Regions from separate parts of the Homo sapiens genome. Here region 2 is linked to region 1. The links are chromatin contacts, found by Hi-C or POLR2A ChIA-PET in ENCODE. All regions are on one chromosome and are shown on one strand. The core of a region is the stretch at or near the end of the contact, and the rest is flanking DNA. Distances in the headings are between cores, read along the strand shown.

Region 1 (2,700 bases), core at 190-2,689:
TTGTCACGAGAGTCTAAGGCTTGGCCAGCTTTAGTAACCTTTGGTCTGGTCTGGTCTCCAGCGTGCTGGGGAAAAGACCAAGTCAGAGAGGCCAGGAGCCCACTCGGGACAGACACCCAGGACAGGCCCTGGGAGCAAAGCAAAGTGGGACAGGCACCCAGGTCTGATTTCCAGCCCAGGGCACCCACCACTCTCAAGTAGGAAGTCACCAGAAACCTGGGTTTCCCACCTGCTGTCAGCCTCAACGGGTCAGCAGGCAAGGGTTACCAGTGAAAGGGAAACTTTCTAAGTCAGGCAGAGTATGCAGATCTAGAAAAGGAAAACTGGTAGGAAGAATAGCAATAGTTCATAAAGCAAATACTCAACTTGGACCTCACACAAGGCCCTCTGTGCCCAACACTTTTCGAAGCACTTCCCATGTGCTAACTCAAGGAATGCTCACAACCAAGATCATGCCCATTTTATAGATGAGAAAAGTGAGGCACGGACCTGCCTAAGGTCAACAGAACTGGGACTTAACCAGGCAGCCTGGTTCCAGAGCCTGGGCTGCTTCTCACTACTTCCTTAGCACTGCCTGCACTAAGAGAGGCAGTGTTACAGCTACTATCCAGGAAGTGCCCTGGCAGGCCTGTGTAAGCACATCAGAAGTCTCCTGTAATCTCTGCACTGCAGCTCTGTGTCTAACTCCCATTTTATGTATGGGAAGACCCACCCTACCTCATGTAGTCAGAACATGCGGTTCTCCAACTTAGGAGTGTATCAGAATCACCAAGAGGGTTTGTGTAAACACAGCTTGCTGGGCTCTACCCCCACAGACTCAGATTCAGTAGGTCTAAGGTGGGGCTCAAGAATTAGCATTTCTAACAATTCCCAGGGGATGCTGATGTTGCTGGTGCGGCCCACACTGGGAGGACACCTGGCCCAGCACACAGTGGATGCTTCGTGGAAGAGGTGGGCGTTGGCCATTGCAGGTACATCCCAGGATGTCTAAAGCCTGTCTGGCTGCTTGATTCCAGAAACTAGCAAAACTCATGAGATCAGACCCAGCTCTGGGTTTCATGGCTCCACCTTTCATATTATCCCAGAGGCTCTGAATAGTAGTCCCTGGTGCTCAGTGAGGCACACAGAGAGGTTCAGAAATATTTTTGAAAGAGAACCCACAGTGGAGGAGGAAAATACAACAGCATTTGGACAGTTTCAGTATAAAGCAATGAGAAACATCTGAATCAAATTGCTTTTAAAATTACACCATTTTAGAAGTTAAAGGAGGGGAAAACCTCTGGGCCAAAATGTGTTTTAAAAGATTTATGGCCTCCAAAGTGTTAGCACAACAGCAAAAGAGACTGGGAAAGAACTCGCCCTCCCAGGCTTCTGCCGTCTGCTCTTATGAACTGCTCCAGCCAGATGATTAAACTAACCTTTCCCCAGTCTGACCACAGGGCTGCTTTTTCCTTTGGTCCAGCTCGGTCCAGCCCAGCCATGCTCTGCTCTGCAAATATATTTCTCACGCATATTCTGGCACAGGGAAATAGTGACTCTAAGTGGAAACACCCAGCCCCCAACAGGTCCGACCTCATGGACTCCTAGGGGAAGTCAGGCAACAGAGGCCAGTCGAGGTAGGTGACTTTGCAAATAACTCACGGCCCCAGACCTCAAATAACTGGCTGTTTGGAAGAGAGCAGGTGCCATCAGGGCCTGGGATGGATGAGGGAACTGAGGCATGAAGACACATGAGGAGACCTTACCAAGGCTGGACACTCACCCTGGGGTAGCAGTAGGACCTAAATTAAGGCCCAAGTCTAACAGCAATCTAAATAACAATCTAAAAGCAAATACCTGAAAGAGACTCTCACCATGTGAGAGGCAGGAGCCCCAAGCCCCGGGCCCAGCTCGTGGTTGAAGCAGCTGGTAGCCTTGGGCAAGCCCCATGCCCAAATGGGCCTCAGTCTCATCTACAATACGGGAGGTACTGAAGGAGAGGCTCTGACCACACCAGCCTGGCATCCAGGAGCTCCTGCCTGGGTTTTCCGAGCTTTCCGGCTGGGGCCTCCCACCCCCTTCATGTCCTCTCTCCTCACTCTGAACCTTCACTTTCTATCTCATTGCTAGGGGTGCTTGAGATCAATTGCACCTTCTTTTTATCCCACTTAATATTAGAATACAAGCATGTTCCCACCCTGTAATTGAAAAGTCTTAATTAACATTTTCAGTGGCTACATCGTGTTCCATTCAAGATGTTCCACAGATGAACCAATCCCCTATCAATGAACAGGTAGGCTGTTTTCAATTTTTCACAGATATAAAGAACTCAGAAGTGAAATCCCAAGGTGGCTCACGCCTGTAATCCCAGCACTTTGGGAGGCCAGGGCAGGCGGATCACTTGAGGTCAGGAATTCGAGACCAGCCTGGCTAACATGGTGAAACCCCATCTCTACTAAAAATACAAAAATTAGCCGGGCATGGTGGTGGGCACCTGTAATCCCAGCTACTCAGAAGGCTGAAGCAGGAGAATGGCTTGAACCCAGGAGGCAGAGGTTGCAGTGAGCTGAGATCATGCCACTGCACTCTAGCCTGGGCGACAGAGTGAGACTCTGTCTCAAAAAACAAGCAAACAAACAAAAAAGTGAAATCCTTCTGCCTGCAGGTATGTGTACTGTTTCAACCAACTCAAGCCATGCAATTCTAGCCGTGGAATGGAAG
Region 2 (2,700 bases), core at 169-2,668, 66 kb after region 1:
AGGCGCCGAGCTGGGTGGACTCCCAGCTCTCCAGCGCGGCGGGCGCGCTCACACTCACACACGCAAGCACACGCTCCCTCCCAGCTCCCCGCCCCCGCCCCGTCCGGGGAAAAGACTCCCCTCTCTAAACCCTTAATAGGATTGGCGCCCAACTCTCTCCGCGCCTCTCCCCATCCATCACATACAGATCAAGTTGCAGTAGTGGATTTTTCAAATTCCTCAGCAAATATACTTGTTGAGAGATTGTCGGGGGTGGGGAGAGACGATGAGTAGGGGGGCAGGGATGAAAGTGAGGTGGAAGGGGGAACCGGAGGACCCGGCAAAGGATTACGTGCGGATCCCTTTGGGAAGTCAAGCGGATCTCAGGGCCGAGGGCAGGAGAGGAGGAGAAGAGAGGCAAAGAGGGGGGGCCGAGGAGGAGAGCCCAGCAGAGGGGGAGGGGGCGGCCGGGCCGGGCGAGGGGGAGGAAGGATTGAGGAAGGAAGAAAGAAAGGCAGGGCTCCGGGACGCGCAGCGCGGAGAAGTGGAGTTCGAAGTTCTCAAGTGGCTGGCTGCAGCCCCTCCGCGCTCAGTACGCCCGCAGACACGCTCCCATGCCCACCTACGGCAGCTTCGGAGCATCCCAGCCTCCGATCCCACCCTCCACCCCCTGAAAAAACAGACCCCCGCCGGCGCGCGGAGGCCGGCTCGCTGTGCACCCCGAGAAGAGTGGTGCTCTCCCCCAGGTAGGGAGAGGGTGCAACATCGACCTCTGGCCACGAGCTCCAAGCCCCAGGACTCTCCTTACGTCCCCGCCCTGCTCGTCCAGAGCCCCAGGCGGGGTCGCGCCTACTAGCCTCTAGTCCCCCGAAGCCCAGGGCCCCGATCCCAAGGCCTAGGCGCCGGTACCCGGCCGAGGGACCCCCCGAGACGGCGCAGCATCCCAGTCGGCCCGCGCTTGGCCGAGGTGGGAGGCGCTTCGTCACGAAAAGCAAGCAAAAGAAGGCCAATGCAACTTTACCGAGAGAGACAAAAGTTTGCCTCTAGCACGCAGGTGGCCTCTCGGGCGCCGGGCGGTGGCTGTGGGCCCCCATCCCACCTTGGCTGGCGCGGCGACCCTCGGCTGGCTGCCTTGTGCCGGGGCTCCAGCCAGCCGGGGCGGGGCGGGCCAGGCAAGAGAGGGGACCGAGAGGCGGGCGGGCGCCGCGCAGCCCCTACCGCCGGCGAGCAGGCGGCTCCCCGAGGCTGCGGCGCGCCGCGCGGCCCAAGCTCTTTCCTCCGGCTCCTCCTGCGGCTCCTGGCCTTCCTCCGCGTTCGCAGTCGCAGCCGCCGCCGCCGCCCGCTCCTCCTCGAAGTCTCATTGATGGGAGTTTGAAAAAAAGTCCGCGGAGCCGTGCTGCCTCGGCTGGCAAGCGCCGGCACTTCTGCAATCCATCAGCGCCGCCGGACTGCGCAGCGCCCCCGCGCGCACGGTGCGGGCACACCCGGGCCCCAAGAACCCGCCAGCCAGCCCGCCCGCTCCCTGCCGGGGGACGCAGGGGGACCCGAACGCCGCCGGGGCGGGGGGAGGGGAAAGGGGGAGCACAGGGACTCTCCCCACCCAGCACCAAGGAAAGAAAACGCACCTACAAGGAAAGTTCGAGAAAGGAACCAAAGGACGCGCCAATCTCCGACACTTTTTTTAGACGACTAGGTGTGGGGGGGGGGGTTGGGGGTGTCGCTAACTCAAGTCAGATGAGCTCCGGAGCTGAGGGGCAAGGGCTGCTCTGTTTTCAATCTCTGAAATCCCCCCGCCCTCCCCACCTCCCACTTCCCTCCTCGGGGAGATGCCTGGGTCGCTGTTCCCAGGGCGCCCGCTTCTCTGGACGCCCGCGCGGAAGCCGGGGACGCCAGAGAAGGGACGCGGGGGCTGGGTCCACGCGGACCCTCTTCCCGCGGGCAGCGAGCGCAGGTGCCGGGGGTCCTGAGGCGTCCCCCGCCGCCGCTAGCCCTCGTCGCCATCTGAGCACACGCTGGCGAGAAACGAAGCAGCCTTCTAGGTTTGGTGCATGTGGCTTGCAGGGTGGGTTTTTGTTTTGTTGTGTTGTGTGTTTTAGAGACTCCACTCGAGCCGCTGAAGCCAGATGGAAGTAATCAGAACCCAACAACAACAGAGAAAGAAGGAAGAAAAAACTCCTCATTGAATTTTCTAGCCAAAGTGTATATGGGGCTGTGTGTGAAAGAACTTGCTTAAGCAAGCTCAGTGAGGAGCCCTGGGCCCTCAAGCCACACCACAGCCCGGAACTGGGCCGCCAGGCTTGGAGGAGAATTGGGGGCAGCTGGCTAAAGTGTCCTCCCCACACCCCCGGGCCTGCCACCCTCTCCAGGGCCCCTGGGCCTCACCCGAAGAGGGTCTTGGGGGGAATTTCTGGTTTTATTCTTCCTAACGTTTGTAGAACACTCTACCAAGTGCCAGGTGATGTTATATTTTCTTTGTATTATTGGACTTTCACAGCTCTGTAAGGAAGGTTCTCTTCTCGTGTTTTTACAGGTGGGAAGTCTGATGCTTTAAAAAGTTAAGTAACTAGTCTAAGGTCAGAGCACTCTGCCATCCTCCCAGAGCTTCGGGTGGTTGTACTGTAAGTTCAGTTAAATTTGCCCTGTTGGGCCGGGCGCGGTGGCTCACGCTTGTAATCCTAGCACTTTGGGAGGCCGAGGCACGGGGATCACCTGAGGTCAGGA

The links. Hi-C counts contacts between places; a loop is a spot of excess contacts on that map. ChIA-PET counts read pairs that join two places held with the same protein, here RNA polymerase II (POLR2A). Pooled maps may share reads with other maps.
Region 2: a map of ovary shows a loop between it and region 1 (3-fold over the local background). The contact joins the promoter of GLI2 here to the enhancer-like site in region 1. A Hi-C loop is called at or near these places in 9 of 168 maps with a recorded cell type or tissue (IMR-90, MCF 10A, ascending aorta and 6 more) and 13 of 50 pooled maps. POLR2A ChIA-PET finds 5 or more read pairs at or near these places in 3 of 52 experiments (AG04449, AG04450 and H1).

Annotation. Positions count from the first base shown.
Region 1 is chr2:120,801,055-120,803,754 of GRCh38, reverse strand. All of the region lies in intron 2 of GLI2 (GLI family zinc finger 2), which reads right to left. Among named protein-coding and RNA genes, the nearest start is that of GLI2, 67 kb to the right of the region's middle. Within about 2 kb of position 1,439, at least 4 of the 41 ENCODE cell types and tissues checked have a DNase peak (open chromatin) inside an H3K27ac peak, as active enhancers do; they include ascending aorta and ovary, where a contact is called at or near this core.
Region 2 is chr2:120,734,586-120,737,285 of GRCh38, reverse strand. It overlaps GLI2 (GLI family zinc finger 2), which reads right to left and starts at 1,418. Exons shown (of 14, transcript NM_001374353.1): 1 at 1,001-1,418. LOC124906073 (a long non-coding RNA gene) reads right to left here. Exons shown (of 3, transcript XR_007087219.1): 3 at 2,436-2,700. It overlaps LOC124907881 (a long non-coding RNA gene), which reads left to right. Exons shown (of 2, transcript XR_007087221.1): 1 at 1-725. RefSeq lists enhancers at 1-214, 1,333-1,502, 2,142-2,700.